Linked DNA regions of Homo sapiens: region 1 is linked to region 2. Evidence: read pairs that join two places in POLR2A ChIA-PET (ENCODE). Cell type or tissue: CD4-positive, alpha-beta T cell. All regions are shown on one strand. Links, peaks and the distances in the headings refer to the core of each region. The heading gives the core; the rest is flanking DNA. Region 1 overlaps MBNL1 (muscleblind like splicing regulator 1). Region 2 overlaps LINC02917 (long intergenic non-protein coding RNA 2917).

Region 1 (10,397 bases), core at 2,398-10,397, 82 kb before region 2:
TCCCAGGTTATTTTTAATTCCATTAAATTTTGGCAACCATAATCAATCAAGGCTAAAATATTATTCTTACCAGAGACTGCTTACTGTGTTTCTACCCTATAACTTTACCTAAGAAACCAGAGTATCTTCTCTGATAAAATGTCCTGTTTAAAGATTTGGTGACACAATCTTTGATTATATTCCATCGACTACTTCAGCAAGGTAGTATGCTTATAAAATGTTACAAAAAAGCTCTGTTATGATTATTAATATTATTTTAAATCATGCATGCCACTGCACATCACTCTAAGATACTACACCATATACAACCATTTTTTTTTTTTTTTGAGACGGAGTCTCACACTGTCACCCACGCTGGAGTGCAGTGGTGTGATCTCGGCTCACTGCAAGCTCCACCTGGGTTCATGCCATTCTCCTGCCTCAGCCTCCTGAGTAGCTGGGACTACAGGCACCCACCACCACACCCGGCTACTTTTTGTATTTTCAGTAGAGACGGGGTTTCACCATGTTAGCCAGGATGGTCTCAATCTCCTGACCTCGTGAGCCACCCGCCTCGGCCTCCCAAAGTGCTGGGATTACAGGCATGAGCCACCACGCCCGGCCACCATATACAACTATTAATCATGCCTCAAACCATTTATGTTTTAGTTCTGCCCAGCAGTTCACTACAACTTAGCATGCAAAAGCTACTTCACTGGTAAAAAAATCCCTCACAACATTTAAAGGAATACATTGGACAAATTAAAAGAGCAATCATGTAGCAATCTCAAAACTTTCCATACTTTCCTATCTAATGTCTAATGAACTATCATATAAAATCACACACAAATAAAATGCTTTACAGATTGTGATATTTAGGTTCCTTATTTATTGCTTATAATAAGAACAATTTATAACAATAAAATTATTTTGCAAAAAAGATAAACAAGGAACCTATTCAACCTATAAAATATAATTAAATATTTATATTATAAATAAAATATAAATATTTATATTATAAATAAAATATATTTATATTATAAATAAAATATAAATATTTATATTATAAATAAAATATATTTATATTATAAATAAAATATATTTATATTATAAATAAAATATAAATATTTATATTATAAATAAAATATAAATATTTATATTATAAATAAAATATAATTAAATATTTATATTATAAATAAAATATAAATATTTATATTATAAATAAAATATAATTAAATATTTGTATTATAAATAAAATATAATTAAATATTTGTATTATAAATAAAATATAAAATAAGGATTAATGTGTGTATGTGTGTGCCCCCAAAGAATAAGGAAAAACATTTACATTGGATTTAGTCAAATCGTTTTCTTCATATACAACAAAAACCTAGTCCTTGGAATTTAAATTAAAGTAAAACCTCTGTGTTAAAGTTAATGGGGGAAAAAGAACCACTTTTATCCTGGATAAAACTAAAAATGTATGCTCCTTCATTACATAATGCCCCTTAAAAAGATTAATTTTTGAAAAGTTGGCTTGTGCTACATTCTATACATGTACTGAGCTTTCTTTCTGGCTTATACATAAAATCTGCAAGGTGTTCATTTGGTTCTTTAATTAAAAAAAAAAAAGTTTCAGGATGGACACAGTGGCTCATACCTATAATCGCAGCACTTTGAGAGACCAAGGCGGGAGTACTGCTTGAGCCCAAGAGTTCGAGACCAGCCTGAACAACACAGTGAGACCTCCGTCTCTACAGAAAATACAAAAATTAGCCAGGCATGGTGGTGCATGCCTGCAGTACAAGCTACTTGGAAGGCTGAGGCAGGAGGATTGTTTGAGCCCGGGAGGCCACAGTAAGATGAGATCATGCCACTGCACTCCAGCCTGGGCAACAGAGGGAGACCCTGTCTCAAAAAAAAAAAAAAAAATTGAAAAAAAAAAAGTTTCCACTGAAGAAGCCAAGCATAGAAATTTACTTTCCCAACAACTTATACATTCTATTATTCAAAAATAGCAAATAATATTTTATATGTTGACATACAATTTATTTTCATCCTAATTACTATTTGTTCCTCACAACTCTAAGAGATGGTTGGTTATATTATTTTGCTCATTTGTGAACAAATAAATTGAGGCGAGGCTTGCATGGTTAAGTGACTGACCCATTAAAATCCCTATGCTAAATAAATGGAAGAACCAGAACTCCAAATCAGCTCTTCTGATTTCAAATGTAAAACTTCATTCACGATACACGATACATGCTAGCAATTTAATACCAAACTTGGTAGAAATGACAATGACTACTAATATATACAACAGAAGCCAAAAGAAGGGAGAGAGATAGGGGGTGAGTGGGATTTATTGGAGGTACCACTACTGCATTGCTTGTGGTTAGCTCAGAGTGAGGTGTGTGTAAGTGAAGGAGAAACCCCTGAATATTGATTCTAGAGAAGATAAGATGGTCTCTTTTACAGAGCTGAGAACGGATGCTATTGCTCTTTTATGTCCATGGGGTAGACACTAAACATTAATAATGTATACCTGGAGACAAGAAAATTCTACACTTCAGATACAAATGTCTTCTCAATTAAGATTGTTAATCAATTTTGAATAGATTATGAAGTTCTAGATACTCCGTAGCTGATTTTGAAAGATTAATTGTCAAGGAAGTGGTCTTTGAGCATGATTTTTTTAAATTTATTCATCAGCCCTCCGAGCAACAGGAGCCTACATTTTCTTCAGAGCTTTTCTTAGAGAAGCTTAAAATATGTCTGCAGAAAACTTCCACGTAGGTAAAATGCAATGCCGCTTTAAAAGTATAAAACTGATGTATGCTGACTATGCACACAGTAAGACTGATCTAGATAAACTGCTAAAACAGTATCTGAAGAGCAATGAAGGAGACAGAATACTGTCTGAAACATTTCAAAGCAATATAGTCAGGCCAATTTTTTATCAGGGTGGTGCAAAAGTAATTTCAGTTTTTGCGATCTTTTTTTAAAACTGCAATTACTTTTGCACCAACCTAATTAACAGCTGATAAAACCATTAAAAATCTGTCAGAAAGAAAGCACTGAGGGTTTGAAATGACATAAAGGATTTTTTTCTTTTACATGTACTAAAGCTGTTCTCTATTAATATTGGTTACTTTTTGGCACAGAGAAATCACAAATATTAAGCTGACTTATAAAAAGAAAACCCAAAGTCAAAACAATTAAAAAAAATTATAATCTTGGTTCTGCTGTCTCAAAATATTTCCTTTGAGAAAAATTACAGGAGTGTGTTTCTCTAATTGTGCTTCTTTTTTTAGGTTTTCTTTCTTTGTTCCCTACTATCCTAGGAAAAGAAATGTTTTCCTTCAAGAAATTCAAATACATTCAACAGTAACTTTATTAAATGAATATATTCATTAACAATATATAATACACATAAAATATGTGTATTGATTATATTAACTGTGTATTGACCACCTTTTATATGTAGCCTAGATATAGCGAGAATACTTGGATCCAGCCTTTAAGAATTTGATGTTTAATTAAAGGTATAAAACTAACACACAAATAACTATATATAAAAAAGGAAGCGAGAAGTACACAGTAGAGGTAACAAGAAAGCTTGGTAAGTTAAAGAGAGAGGTCAAGGTTAGTTTCAAAAGGGATAAGAAATGGAAGGTTGGTCTGGAAGGACAAGTTTCATTTGGTTAGAGACAAAAAGGAGTAGAAATCCAAACTGTAGAAATCCAGACAGTAATGGCAGGGATGTGGGAAAGCACTGCATATCAACACTGGAAGAACTGGTCTGTATGGAACACCTGTATGTAATGGGGCTGGCAGAAGATGACCCTGGAACTTTGGGCTGAAGCCAAATCAGTAAGGGCCTTAAAGGCAGGCTAAAGAATTCAGCCTTCACTTTTTTAGTAATTGGAATTCACCCATTCAAGACTTCACCCAAGGGCAGAGTCAGTATATTTAACTAAACACCCAAAGGGCTAAGAATAAGACAGTGTATGGGATCTGAAGAAATCTTATTAAATAAACTCAGGACTTTTTCACTTCCTAAAGCTTCTGCTTCAGTTGCCAGGAAGCTGAGAGATAAATTTAGTGCTCAATTTCATCATAAGTACTTGTTTCATTTCTTTGCCTTCTAATTGATTAAAAACACCACCACCAACAACAACAACAGTCCTATCTGATGTGCACTTTACTTTTGTAAGCTTGATGGGGTATATATCACACGTAAATAAAATTAAAGTAACATTTGTCTTGATACCAGGGAAAGTTGTAGATGCAACACTTAGGTTTCAGAAGAGAGAAGGTAATTTATAATTTCCCCACCAAGTAAAGCTCATTCCCCAATAAACATTACAATGAAAGATGGCTGCATTGAATTAAAAAACTCAGTTACTGCAGTTGGTGATTGCTCTAAAATCTACAAGCACTGGGTTCAGCAACCTATCTTCCTGCCTGGCTGTCCAGTTTGACCTTCCATGTGAATCTGTGCTCCTATCATGATGCCAAAATGACCTTCTGAAACTTACAAGGCTTCCAAAGCTGCAGATATTTTCAGCTGTATCAGCCCTGGCTGTCACAGCATTCTGCATAGTGAGTGGCAAAACTGGAGCCTCCTGTACTGGCCTGACCTTTTAAACTCACAATATTTTGCTGCTACTCAAAATGAGTTTTCTCTTCCCGTATTATTTTGTGATGCTATTTCTCTTGTTTAATTGTAAAGCATTGATTCTAAGCATAAAATGGCATTTTTCTTTACATGAAAATAAAATCCTTCCTTCGTGCATAGTAAATCTAACATTGGTAGATGCTGTAAAATAAATATTTACTGGCATCTAGATGCTGTAAAATAAATATTTACTGGCATCTATAAATAATTTTTTTTTAATTATTGAAAATCTTGTGGCAACAAAACCTAATAAAATGTCACTATTTCTGCAATGGCCAATTTGAAAATTGAGAGATGTCTAAATTTTATAACTGTTTACTATCTGTTTATGTTTACCATTATGTATTCAATATCTAGCACAGTGCCTAGAATATTAAAAATTCAAATTAATATTAGGTGAATGTAACAGAATCTGCATGTTTAATATATTTCATTTACCACAGTACTATTAAACTGAAATACAGGTGCTTAATTTTCTTGCCAAAAAATTAGTATATTAGCATGGAATCTTTAATCTGAATACACACACACACACATGTCCCTAAGAATTCTTGGTACTTAAAGGTAAAATCATTTTCAAATCCATTGATATCAGGTCACTGACAAGCTGAAAACTGTTATATGAATAAGTTAAAACTTTAAATTTGCATAGGTATATTAGAATACCTTTATTTTGTTTCTAATTAGGGTCTGTGGATACTATATTTTCACAAGCCCATACTTGTATTCAATACAGGGAATCACAAAATGGTATCAATATTTCAGAGCAAATTTGTCAACTAACGCATTAGTTGGAGAATGGATCCCTTAGCTTCATACATTTATTCTATTTCATTTTTAGCTACAACTTGTGTACCACTTCACAATCATTTATGGAATATATATATAGACACATAGGGATATGACACAAAAACATGCACACATACACACATGGACATGCTCTAATTATTAAGGATTTGGGGGAAAGTGAGAAAAGTTTATCGGAAATCTCCAAGTGAATGTAGAGCTATTAAATTTTCAATGATATGTTTGTCTATTTTAATGTTGGCAACAGATTTCTATGTTTTAGTGATGAAAAAATGAATTGAATTACCCTAATATCTTCAATAATGCAGCTGAATAGATTACAAGAGCATTTGAAACTCTTTTGGGGCTCAAGGCACTTCTTAAAAGGTGCCATTCAGCAAAGCCATCCAACAGAGCAATTGACAGAGTGCTATGTCACTCAGAAGCGACATCAGAAACTTCACAGGTGGTAATGATTTTGAGTCTAAAAGTAGATTTTGCTGATCTTGGCGAGTGCTGGGGCAGAGGGTATTAGGTATGAGTAGAACTAATACTGAGCAAACCACACAGGCAGATTAGGCCATTTGATATACCCCTCCTTTCAAAGCTAGTGAAACTTCAAAGTCCATTCCATAGTCTGCTCTTTCATGACCATAATGCTTAAAAAAAACCTCTTCCACATCTTATCTTCTTCACTGAGTCTTTCCAGAATTAACTTGGAGTAGGTCCCAAATCTACATGCAATGAGTATTTGTGTGCCTAATTCATACCATACTGATGGAAATAAACAAGCAGAAAAACAGCAAAACTCCTGGGTTGAGATCTCAGCTCTCACAGTAGTACCTTATCATATGACCCTTGAGCAAATCCCCTAACCTTAATCTTTCCAAGCCTCAATCTTCTCACTTGGGAGCCAGAAAGATAGCAATGCCTAAATCACACAGAATTGTGTAAGAGCTATGGGATCACACATGTAAAATAATAAGTTCCTACGAAGAAAGTAGCTATTTTAATAATTACTAGAATGGCTAAAGCTCGAGTCTTTTGTTGTTTTGCTTTTATTATTTCACTTATGAATGGACCTTTTTCTATAGGCCATAAACTTCAGAAAATCAGAAACCATATTCTTAATTTGTCTTAAAAATTTCAATTAAAATCTTATAGTAAAACTTTATATGTAATGGGCTTTAAACAAATATTTATGAATAAAAATGAATAATAATAAGCAATAAAATCCTGAATTTTCTAAACTAGAATGCAGATTAAATCTTGGAAACAACAACACGTCACAGCTGAATGGGGTCTTATAGAAGAATATGCACAGTTGCACTTTCACCATTTCAAAGTCTGGAAGCTGGCCTACAAAATACAGCTTTATTTCCTGTGCAGAAAGAAAAGCTGGAGGAAAAAGAGAATCATGTGCATATTTAAAATTCTCTGTCATTAATGTTAAATACAACGCACCTCTCTCTGACTGATTTTTCTTTTCTGTTAACATAAACGTTAACCTGAGTGTTTTAACCTGCTTCCAATCAAGAATTTAGCATGAGGAAGATTCAGATGAACCGTATGTGCCCACCTTTCTCCAAAACTGCCAGCATCAGAAATAAATTAATTTCTTCTGTCTAGTCCAGGATGATACTATGCTGGCATCACACTTATTTACCAAATACTTGAACAGAAAAACTAAATGGTGTACATATCAAATCACATCATTTTAATAAATTATGAGTTGATTTTGTCTCTTCTCCAATATATACAAAGTATCTAAAGAGTTAACCTGTCTACCGAATGGTTTTAGGCAAATTCCACACTCTGCCCACAAACAGCTTATTCTTGGCTTCTTTGTGCCCACTTTGTTTTGCCCGTCCATTATTTGTGAATATTTCTATCACTATACTGGAAATTACTTTGAGAACAGGCACATCTTACCTCTTTTTCCTCCAAAGGGTATAGCATGATACATGGCACACTGGCACTGCAATCAATATTTGCTATTAAGGATGCTTTCTTTTGCAGCCAAAAGCAAAGACTTTCATTTTATATAAATAAATTTTTCTCTAAAAACACATAATCACATAATTTTATTTGCCATATGTTCTAAATAGCTCTATGAAGAGAGGAATTTGTTAGCAAAGTGACAGGTCTCCAACAGCACAACTCTACAATTAACAGCTTATCTTTTAAAGTCACAGGCTACATCACATGTAAAGTTACAGAGAGCAGAGACTGATGTATAAATTAGATGATGTAACATAAAAGCATAAAATAATCAAACAACCATGATCTATAAACTTTTGCCCCTATCATTTCTTGGTGAAAATTTTATAGCCTCATACTATTGGTGAGAAAGTACATTATCTTCAAACTTCACAAGCTTCCTCTGAGGGAATCCCAAATGGGTCTACCTACTGCGAAATGCACTGTTACAACATCATGATACTGCAACTCCATACCATATCTACTGAAGATGGGAGGCCTAGTTTGTTTTATTTTTTTTACAAATCCAAGAAACAGAGTATAAGCATTTGTCAAACGATACGCTATTTGTAACCCATCATCAAAGCAAAAAAGATGAAAATACATTTGACAGCCTTTTAAATAAAATTTCTATCTTCTTGACTTATGTCAGTTGTTGTATGGGTGAAGTTTTAAAATTACTATGTCATAAACATGCCACACTCATTCCCAACAGAATCATGGGATGGGGAGGGATGGGGTTGGGGAATGCTGGTTTTGAAGTATGAAAAGACCTGGCTTCTGTTCAGTTCGGCTGATCACCAGCTATGTGGATTTAGGCAAATAAGATAATTTCTCTAAGTCTGTGTCCTCTAAGAGGATGATGATTCCTGACTCACCGGCCCAATTCATTCATTGTCTACTATCACTACCAGGTTGTCTATCTGTTTTTTTCCAAAAACAACATAAGCTAGCAAGGCCTCACATAGAAAAGACGCTGCTCAAATATGGTAGCTTTCATCACTACTTCCACCTTATTCTTACTATGTCACTCCATATTCCGAAAAGAGTGCTTAATCTTTGGGCCTATGACAGATGCCCCCTCTTCCCCACAGCATTCCCTTGCCATTCAGTTCCACAAAAACTTCCTTCTTTGAATTTCCTTCCCTCTTTCAGTTTCCTCCTTTGGTACTAACTTGTATAGTGCCTTGCATTAAGTTTTCAAGTCTTTCTCCTCAACCCAATTGTATGTCAAAGAAGGAAAGACACTATGTAATTATACTTTCGATCTCCCTCTTGTGACCTACTACAATCCTTTGACTTTAAACGTGCTCAGAATATGTTTGTTAACTGATTATTTAGCAAAACACAAAAGATGAATTCATTCCTCTATGACCTGATTGTTAACATGGCAAAGTAATGTTTTAAGGGAAAAGACCTCAGCACTTAGTAAACTTTAATCAACTACAGAGGAATAGGCATAATACTATTCTTCCTAAATTAATTGCTCCCAATAAAATATTTACTTTTAAAATCTCAGTCCTCAAAACTATATCACTCTGAGAAAGTCATTTCCCGTAGGCAATTTTCAGCAAATGTGGTCCCCCAGAAAGCATTATGCAGAATTCTACTTGAGTATATTTTTTCTAAAGTCTTTCCTATTGAAGGAAAAAATATATATTTTTCTATTGTTAGGCACTTCTCAAATTATTTTTTGGAAAGGTCATGCAATGCTTCAGAGAGACTACTCCTGGATCAAAGATTTTCTTGTATCCTCCGTCGTTCACTTTTGCTATGCTTATCAAACCTCTTAAAAGTCTTTTGGAAGAGGTACCTAAGACCAAATGCCTTATCTGAATGCCACTAGGTAGACAATGCAGTTTTTCCTGAATGTTACAGCAATGAAGTTCAAATAATGGCTCAAAATACTTTGGAATAAATTTGTCTAGTTAAAATTAGCCCAATGACAGAATAATAAAGAAGGCAAAGAATATCCAATACTACTTAATCTTAGTTACTTAAAAATTAGCATTTTCTAAGCATTATCTTAATGACATAGCTAAATAGATTTTCACCATACTGTATAGCACAAGGCAAAAACTAGATAGGAAAAAAAGTCTAATAATAGAAAAAGGCATGTAATAAGTGTGACTTTCACATAATACTAACAAAGGCAAAATAAAATACTGTCAACATTATTCTCTAGTTTATAGAAACATGCTATATTTAAAGACATAAATAGTGTAATTTCTGTATTATTTTTATGGACACGGGCAATCTAAATAACTAATAAGTTGTAAATATTTATAAATAGAATATTTTTCTTGAAAACTGTCTTTATTTCATGGGAATTTTTCTCTGTATATTAAATAAAACATAATCTATCAATGTTCTGACATTTTCTGTTTAAACTATTTTAAACCATTTATTTGTAAAAAGCTTGTAAGGTCCTCAAACTAAAAAGACATGTAAGTATTCCAATAAAGCTTTCTATTCTATTTGAAATATAACTATCCTCCTACTCCAGATAACCATTAACCAAAAGCAACTGTTTATTGATTCCTGTATGTAAATCATTCTGTTTATAATAGTGACTGATTATTAAGGATTTTTAGTTCCAGGAAAAAGAATGCCCTGGTTATACTGATACCTTCCCTAAAATAGCAAGGTCTGAGAAGTATAAATGTCAGCCACATTGAGCACATGGCAAACTTGTTTTATCATGTATCTATCTGCCACCTTGTTTATCACTAAGGATAGGTTACACAGGCATTCTGAGCATGGACTTTAATAAGAGAGGAGAACTGCCTGGTTGACATTGAGACATTTCTCAGCAAATAACAAAATAGGCCTAACGTTGAAATTATGTTTACTTTAAAATTACCAATTTGGGACAAAGAATTTGGTGACCTTTAGATCACCATCCAGTGCTTTGAAAGAGCTTAGCACAGAAATGAAATGTTTTAAGAAATTAACATGTATCTTCTACTTA
Region 2 (8,555 bases), core at 1-8,000:
CTTCAGAAAAGTCAGCTCGTTTGAAAAGGAGACCAGGAAATATTGATTGATATAAAAATGAAAGTTCAAGCAGTCGACACTTTTTGTTTTAAATAATGTAGAAGCTAAAAAATAAAATAAATTCACTTTGCCAAAATGCAAGGCATTTTAGGCTCTTATGAAGAAAAAAGTGAATACTAACATGATACTCAGCAAACTGGTTAAAAAAAAGTGGGAAGGGAAGGTTTTTGTTAGAGGACATGTTAGTTTGCTATTAAAAAATATTACTATTCCAAGAAGTCTGGCTAATGCCAGAGACTCTTCATCAGCAAAATAAGAGAAGCATGCTGAGCCTCAAACATATTTCTACACATTTCTTGAAAAAGTCTGAGCAATCTTTAAAACAGGAGTGAAGAGGAGAAAGCCATACCAGTCCTAGTGGTGTCTGAAGTGTCCTCTGGTGATCTCTACCACACTTTGACCACACCTCCATCCCCAGCTGTGTACACATAACAAAGGTTATCAATAAATAATGTATTCATCTACTGGATTGCAGTGAAAGCCCCGATTACTTTTCTCCTATGTTTGGACTAAAGGTATTGGCTTTCTTCAGATATAACCAAGGAATATGAAATGCATTTAGGGAAAAGATCAAAAAGTACATGGAGGCCTGGCTAGTAAGAAGGAATATTATAATTTGCCTTCATATGATAACACTGTAACTGCTTAAGTACTCCTCAAAAATAACTTTTCATGGTATGTCTTTACTGATCCACTAAGAACTCTTACAGTATTAAATATTTTACACTATCAAAATTCTGGAGAATGCATCCTTTCCTATGTAACCCTCTATTTGATAAGATAAAAGAATTTTGCCATTCATTGTGCCTTACACAAATGGTTTATCTTATCAAAACAAATAGTGCTCTAAAAACAGGATTTTTTTTTAAGTAAGCAAGATCTTTTTTAGATGCATGTTTTGTGCCTACATGTGTTCTATATAATCAGCAGTTATAGTCATAATACTTTATGTAATTATTTAATTTCCAAAGTTTTAGCTGACATATAGCAGTATACCTGAAAAATATTAATAAAGCTTTTTGAGCATATTCTCTTTCATCCTCAAAAACAAGGTACCTAATATAATTTTATTATGCTTTGATTTAGAAACCATATTAATTAACCTGTTAGAACACAGAAATGTAGGATTTTAGGGCTGACATGGACATAAGAATTGTTTAGTTCAACTGTCTTTAAAGATTTTGCAAGAGAGGGTCTCTAGATGAAAAATTTGCTTGGATTCACATAGCAGCTGTGAATAAAGAATTGATAGAGGAATTTGAATATGAACAAAGTAATTAAAATTTAAAATCTGAAATATTCTTTCAATGACTATATAAACCTCTGTCCATCTATCATATGTATTTTGTGTAATGTTAGGAAATGGTATTTCCCTTCTTGGAAAATATTTTTAGTACCATAGGAATATAAAGATACAAAAGTCTTTTTTATTTCTGTTTACTCAACAAATATTTATAGAAAATTATTTCCTTCCTAACAATAACAAAATGGTATATCAATGAACATTTTCATAAGAACAATATACAATATAAACTTGTAAAACTATTCATGAGTCACTTAGTGAATGATAGTGAATTTTTGATATTTTAATTAATTCTTCTGTTGCCAAAGCCACAGCTGTACAAACTCTGTAATTATGAGACTGAATATGCATTGTAATTGTGTCTTTTCTCATTAGTTCTATTTTTCAAGCAATGGCAATTTAAATAGATATTTGTATTGCAGTGCTTTTCCCAGGAGAGATTATAAACAAATAAAGCAGGGATAGCTATATGATGAACTATTATGCAGCCATTAAAAACTATGTTATTAAATTATTTTCTAATGACAAAAGAAAAAGAATATGGTATTATTTCAAGTGAAATAACCCATTTAGAAGCCAATTATGATCACACACACACACACACACACACACACACACACACAGTGAAAGGAAGCCAGTGAAAGGAAGCCTGCAAAAAAAAAATTTTTTTTGAGAATACTAACAATGTGGAGGTTTTTCTGAGTTGCAGAATTTTGGAGGACTTTACAAAAATTCTGCATTTTTAGTATTTCCTACAATGAGCATATTTATTCTTATACACAGGAAAGACTAAAACTAATTTCAAAGAAATATAAACAAAAATATGAAAGTATGAAATATGATAATGCAGGTGCAATTTCAGGCTACTTAAACATTGCATTCAGTAGCATCTTTTCTTTAGAGAATGTTAGGATCTGGGCTAATATGTATTTTATAAGAGAGTATGAGACAAAGGCATTTTTGCTCAGTAAAAGATTAGAAGCATTAGAAGCATTGCAAAGCAGAAGAGACCAATGGAACAGGAAACAAAAGTAAAAGAGTTCAGATAAGGGACTGCTGAGAAAAACAAAAGTGAGTTGCTAACAAGTAGTAAGAGCATTTTCTGAGTGTTTTGGCTTATCATATTAACTTAGACAAAGGTAGAAGGAAATAATATTTCTATAACATCTGTAATATGGCAGCGATTATGCTTGAACATTTTATTTATATCAGTTAAATTTAAGTTGGGTCATATAGGTCTGTTTATTCTCATATTACTTAGATATAATTTACCTCACCCTGGTATGTTACTGAGAAAAGCAGACTGACAAGAAGTAATGAAACCATGATTTAAATTTAGCTTAGTTGGCTGCTAAAACTTATGCTCTTTGCATTTTACTTTCCTTTCTCCGGAGTATTTTGATAAAATAATTAAAAGTACTGTCTGTCTTCCAGGATGATAATGGTTCTGTTATTTGACTATCTGAAAAGAATTTGCTAATTTCTTTTTTCAGATAGAAAAGTAGACTTAGGGAGGGGTTTCATGTAGAAACAGTTCTCTCATGTTCTCAATTTTGCGGCTGAGCAGAAGCCAGTGATATAACAAAAACCAAATGGTCACTGGAGAAAGACAGGCCTCTGTTCAGCTCCCAGATCTCACATTTACTAGATATGTGACATCAGGCAAGCTTCTTAATGTTTCTGAGTTTTAGATTCCTATCTGTAAAATGTACTAACAATACCATCTTATAGAATAATTGTGAAGATAAATGAGAAAAACATTTAAAAGATGCCTAGAAGAAATTACAGCATATCATAGACCTCCAATAAATATTGGCTTTCTTTTCCTTAAGTGCCAGCCCTTGGATACTTTTACAACAAGCTATTAATACTTGTTGTCCAGGACTTTTATCAGTTTCTCCTGAGCTTCCTGCAGCAAGTGGCAGCCTACCTCTTAAATTCCTAGGTGTCTGTAATTATTTTTGAAAAGTCCCTCTTTTTGAGATTTTTCACTGTGGCTTTCTCACTAAATTTTCTAATTTTCTCCATGAGCCTCAGTTTTCCGCTATGAAAATATAGAGACCAAATTCAATAAAGTCATAATCAAGTTTGTACTTGGAGTATATAAAAATTTAGAGAAGGACCCTAAGAAATCTTGAAATTCAAGAAGCAGACAGGATGAATCAGGCTCATATCCTTTAATTTTGCTTAAAACTGCGTTTATTATAATTGTTGTTGGTATTACTATTTTATTTTCAACTTGAATACTTTAGGCAGGGGCATACTTCTCTCTTGTCAAAGTTTCACTACATTCTACTGTGACAGCTTCTCATATTTACATTCCTTACCTGCTCTTAATTTAGTTTAAACTCCTCTTTCAATGGTCTCATCAGGAACACTAGCATCACTTAGATAAACACCAGCATCACTTAGAGACGTATTAGAAATTCTAGGACCTAACCCATACCTAGTGAATCAGAAACTTTGTACATAGGGCCCAACAGTCTTATGTTTTATCATCCAGGAATACTAGCTAATTTTTGAGAAGCTCTATTATAAATAATTACAGTTACATCAATGCCAGCCAGCACTCTGCTTTCTTGACAATAACCCAACCCCCAAAACTCCACAACTCCAGCATTTGTTTACTGCACCATGTGACATGATTGCTTTCTTCAGAGCATTTTCAGCAACCCTGTAATGTCTCCGATTAGCCTGTGTACGGAGAGTTCATTTTTGCAATAATCTTATAAAATCACATGCAAAGCATGTGTTTATGCCTTTCTAGTCTTCTTAATCCATTTGCTGTTTACAATACCCATAAGACTTACAGGGAGGTAAGCAGAGTACTTACCTGAGTGTTCTTTTAAAATATTAACACATTAGTCTTTCCTTCTCTTCTGTCAGGAAGCTGTGACTCATTTTACAGATTAAAAAATAAAAACAAAAACTCAACCAAAACAATCAAAACCAACCAACCAAAACAGAAAACCCCCAAAACCAAGTTCTCAAGGTAACAGAGATTTAAACGGTACATAAATGTTTAAGGTGATATTAAGGGGGATGCCTATATTACACAGGCATATTTGATATCAGCAACTTTTTGGCTTATGGAACAGAGTTTTTGTCTTGTCTTTTTCTAACATCAACATAAACACAAAGTGATGAGCTTCTTCAATTTTTAACATGACTAGTCAATGTGAAATAAAGCAAATATGCTTGTAAAACAATAGGAAATAAAAGAGAGCAAAACTTTCTTTAGATTCACATTTATAAATGTTGCTTTGTTTCACTTGATATTCTCTTCCACAGTTTTTTTTTTTCTAAGTCAAAGAAGCTGTTAACATTACTGATTGAAAGTCCTATTTGCTTCTTCAAGACATGGGAAACTGTGGGCCAGGCAGTCAGAATCTAAATTGTGTTACCTTGTCCAAAGCTTGATGGTGCCCTCACTGATGCTAGCACTAGCTAAAATGTGTTTGTTGACTGCTTACTCATCCTACTCAATGTGAGGAGCCGTTTCAATGAATTTTCTCATTTATTAAGGGTAGATATTTTTCCTAAAGTCAGTCAGACCATATACCTTCTGTGTCTCAATTATTTATGTGGAAGCAAGGGAAAAGTTAGGAACATTTTGCCAAGAGATTTTTTAATATAAGGAACAAAAGTTTAATACAAAAAGAAGTGAATGTGATGCAATTACTATGATAGATAAACAGAATTTCTTTGCAAAATAATATTTATTCTTCATCTCCTAATCAGCTTGCAGCAAAGCCAATTTTTTTTCCACCATGAGATAACAAAAAATATCTAGGAATATTGTTTACATTACCTGTGGCACACATGTTTCTTTTTTCAAATCTCAGGAATAGTGTCTATAATATGCTTGGCATGAGAAAAAAATATTTTTGTATGCCTGCTGCTTTACATAGTTAGGTTCATGCATTGAATATTCTTCTGAATAATTATCAAAGTAGAGGATAGAGCACTAAAAGTTATTTTTGGGGCTTGTCAAATACAATTTACGGGAGGCCGTTGGTTTGAACTGAGCTCCTGTACTAGGCCCAAGAGACCAAACCAAAATGGAATTATTCACGTTAAAGCTCCATACTACCAAGCTGAAACCAAGTTGTTTATCTAACCTTCCAAGCAATCAGGAGAGAGAGAGATAATATTCAAATCCCCAAACAGGCCAGTTTCAGTGGGCATGACAAGGAAGTCCCCTTCACTTTAACCTTTAACTTTGAAGCAACCAATCCATTTTTTTTGTTGTTGTTCTGTTTCTTCTTTCTTCAGCCCTTTTCTGTCTATAAAGCCAAATTTCTCTGCTTGGCTCATCAAAACATCCATTCTATTTTATAAAACAACGTGTTGCCTGATGCTAGAATCACAAGTAAAAGCTAATTAAGATCTTAATTAAATTTGTGGTAATTTTGTCTTGTGACAGGTATATTTTCTTATTATTTTCATCATCACCACTCAGTACAGTTATAGGATGCATGTTGAAATCATAAATGATTGCTAATATACATTAGTTTGATTTATCATTTGTGTAGTTTGTTTGAAAGAAAGTCTCAAAATGGATGAAGGATCTGAAGTAGACTATTATTCATCTTCAGAGATTAAGTAGTAAGAGTTTAAAACTGAGCAGCAACACAAAATAACCCTATTAGGAATGACATCTGAGTCACAAACCCAGCAATAGAAACCCTTGAGTTTTAAAGCATGTGCTGTAATCGTTGAGTTTCAACAATCTTTTTACTATCGTCCAACTTCGCATGCCACATTCAACAGCAATATGCCAAGATGTGAAATGATCAGCCTATCATAGAGTGCACAGAAATAATTTCTTTTCTACATTATTCTAGCATTTTTTTCTCCCTTTAATGGAAGTAGTGGTTGCACTTTTGCCTTATATCAACATTAGAAAGGCAATTTAATAAACCTCTTAGATGCTGATTAAACACACAAAAAAATTTTGTTTCATTTGTTTCTGTTTCATACATCTAATTTATTTTTAAAAAGCCTTTTCCAAGGATGGACTTATTTTATTTTTTAATTTTTTTTTAAATCCCCAATTTTTTTCTTTTTGGTGGGGGTGAGGATTTTCTTTCTCTGCTGAAACACTTCATTTCAAAATGTGCTCAGATGCCTCTAAGTAATATGAATTCTAGTGAATGGTAACGTTTGTATAATCCATTTAAAAAATCACTCCAAAAAACACATTATCAAAGATTTAGTCTCTCTTTGCAGTTCTGTTAGCTAACATGACTGAAAATGAAACTTGCATGTCGTTAGTGTAGACTGAACTTAAGCATGTTTCTCAACTTTTAAGTTCCTGTTTTAGGCAAATGTACTGTAGTTAATAGTTTATTAATTCAACAGAAGATTAGAAAAAAAGGAGAAGGGTTGTTTTTTTTTTTAAATTTTCCCCAAAACTGACAAGTTAGATGACTAAATTAAATCACTCTATTAACAAAATTTCAAGTATTTTTCTTGTCTTCATCTTTGCTCCTATATCTCCTCCCCAAATCCTCTCTCTCAATTCAAATTCATGCCTTAACTTTCTTTAAATATACTGCCTAGACAATCATCTCTCCCATAAAGCGCTTCAATCAAGCCCGTAAGTTGCTTAGAAGCACTTCTGTTCAAAATACAATTTTGTATTTTCTTATATATATTTTTTAAACAGTTACCTGCTTAAAAAAGTCTAACAACAACCTTCCCCATTCATTACTTACTAAATGACATAGAAACTCCCCAATTAGGGTCTCAAGTATTTCTACAATATGGCTTTCTTCATCAAGCAGTTTAATTCCTTCTATTTAATTCCTTCTACAATATGGCTTCCCCACCAAGCACTTCAATTCCTTCTATTTCCTAGTATAAGTCAAAACCCACTTTCCAGACAAACTGGGCTCTTCGCTATTTTCCTTTTTCTTTTTTGAGACGGAGTCTCCCTCTTTTGCCCACTCCGGAGTGCAGTGGCGCGATCTCGGCTCACTGCAAGCTCTGCCTCCTGGGTTCACGTCATTTTCCTGCCTCGGCCTACCGAGTAGCTGGGACTACAGAAGCCCGCCACCATGCCCGGCTAATTTTTTGTATTTTTAGTAGAGGCAGAGTTTCACCATGTTTGCCAGGATGGTCTGGATCTCCTGACCTCGTGATCCGCCCGCCTCGGCCTTCCAAAGTGCTGGGATTACAGGCGTGAGCCACCAAGCCCGGCCAACTATTTTCTAATAACTTAACAGGTTTGTTCAGTCTTTTTATTTACACTTACTCCCTTTTAACTTCTTATTGCTTATGTCCACTTCCATTAGGATTTTCATTTAATGATATTTATTTAACAAATACCTATTAAGTGCCACCCTGGGCCTAGTCCTAAAATAGGAAGTGGGGAGATGCCAGTGAACAGCAATGAAGGATGCTTCCCTGCATTCATGGAGTTTTTAGTAAATGAAAACAAAACACCGGCCGGGCACAGTGGCGCACGCCTGTAATCCCAGCACTTTGGGAGGCCGAGGTGGGTGGATTACCAGATCAGGAGATCGAGACCATCCTGGCTAACACGGTGAAACCCTGTCTCTACTAAAAATACAAAAAATTAGCTGGGCGTGGTGGCGGGTGCCTGTAGTCTCAGCTACTCAGGAGGCTGAGACAGGAGAATCACTTGAACCCAGGAGGCGGAGGCTGCAGTGAGCTGAGATCGCCACTGCACTCCAGCCTGGGCAACAGAGTGAGGCTCCATCTCAAAACAAAACAAAACAAAAAACAAAAAACACCAACTTAAATATAAAACTAAAAACTTATGATAGACACTTGGAAGGCAAGATCTGGAGAGTTATGAGAGTGAAACTGGCGATCTAATTCAATCTCTCAGTTGGTAAAACTGTGAGACCTGAAGCATGGGCAGGATTAGCCAAGCAAAGATTCGATGGAAATCAGTTCAGTCATAAAGAACAGCATTTTCAAATGCACTGAAGTTTATAAAAAACACAAGTGTGTCCATTACATAGTGTGAGGGAATTGCCCATAGAGAGAATACACTTCCCAGGTAGCCAAAGTGGATATACTCCTTCATTTCTTCTTCTAACCTGAGTAATGAATATTTTTAATGTAATTAACAACACTTACAGATTTTAGGTATGATCCTAGATTGTAAACTGCTTGGAGGCAAGATCTATTTATTTTTAATTTTTTAAATGTTTATTTT

The links. Peaks named below come from ENCODE experiments on the same cell type or tissue, not always from the same donor. Only the 100,000 strongest peaks of a DNase experiment are listed, where the experiment ranks them.
Region 1: POLR2A ChIA-PET joins it to region 2 with 12 read pairs; 11 of 35 experiments call an interaction of 5 or more read pairs at or near these places.

The regions. Positions count from the first base shown.
Region 1 is chr3:152,277,144-152,287,540 of GRCh38, reverse strand. All of the region lies in intron 1 of MBNL1 (muscleblind like splicing regulator 1), which reads right to left. Among named protein-coding and RNA genes, the nearest start is that of MBNL1-AS1, 13 kb to the right of the region's middle. In CD4-positive, alpha-beta T cell, for the core only: no CTCF peak of the experiment used is centred there; no DNase peak of the experiment used is centred there; H3K4me3 peaks cover 4,333 bases; H3K27ac peaks cover 5,038 bases.
Region 2 is chr3:152,195,081-152,203,635 of GRCh38, reverse strand. All of the region lies in intron 1 of LINC02917 (long intergenic non-protein coding RNA 2917), which reads left to right. All of the region lies in intron 1 of LOC101928166 (a long non-coding RNA gene), which reads left to right. Among named protein-coding and RNA genes, the nearest start is that of LINC02917, 6.1 kb to the left of the region's middle. RefSeq lists a silencer at 362-656. In CD4-positive, alpha-beta T cell, for the core only: no CTCF peak of the experiment used is centred there; DNase peaks (open chromatin) are centred at 1,975, 4,005, 4,315, 5,535 and 4 weaker places; H3K4me3 peaks cover 6,157 bases; H3K27ac peaks cover 6,380 bases.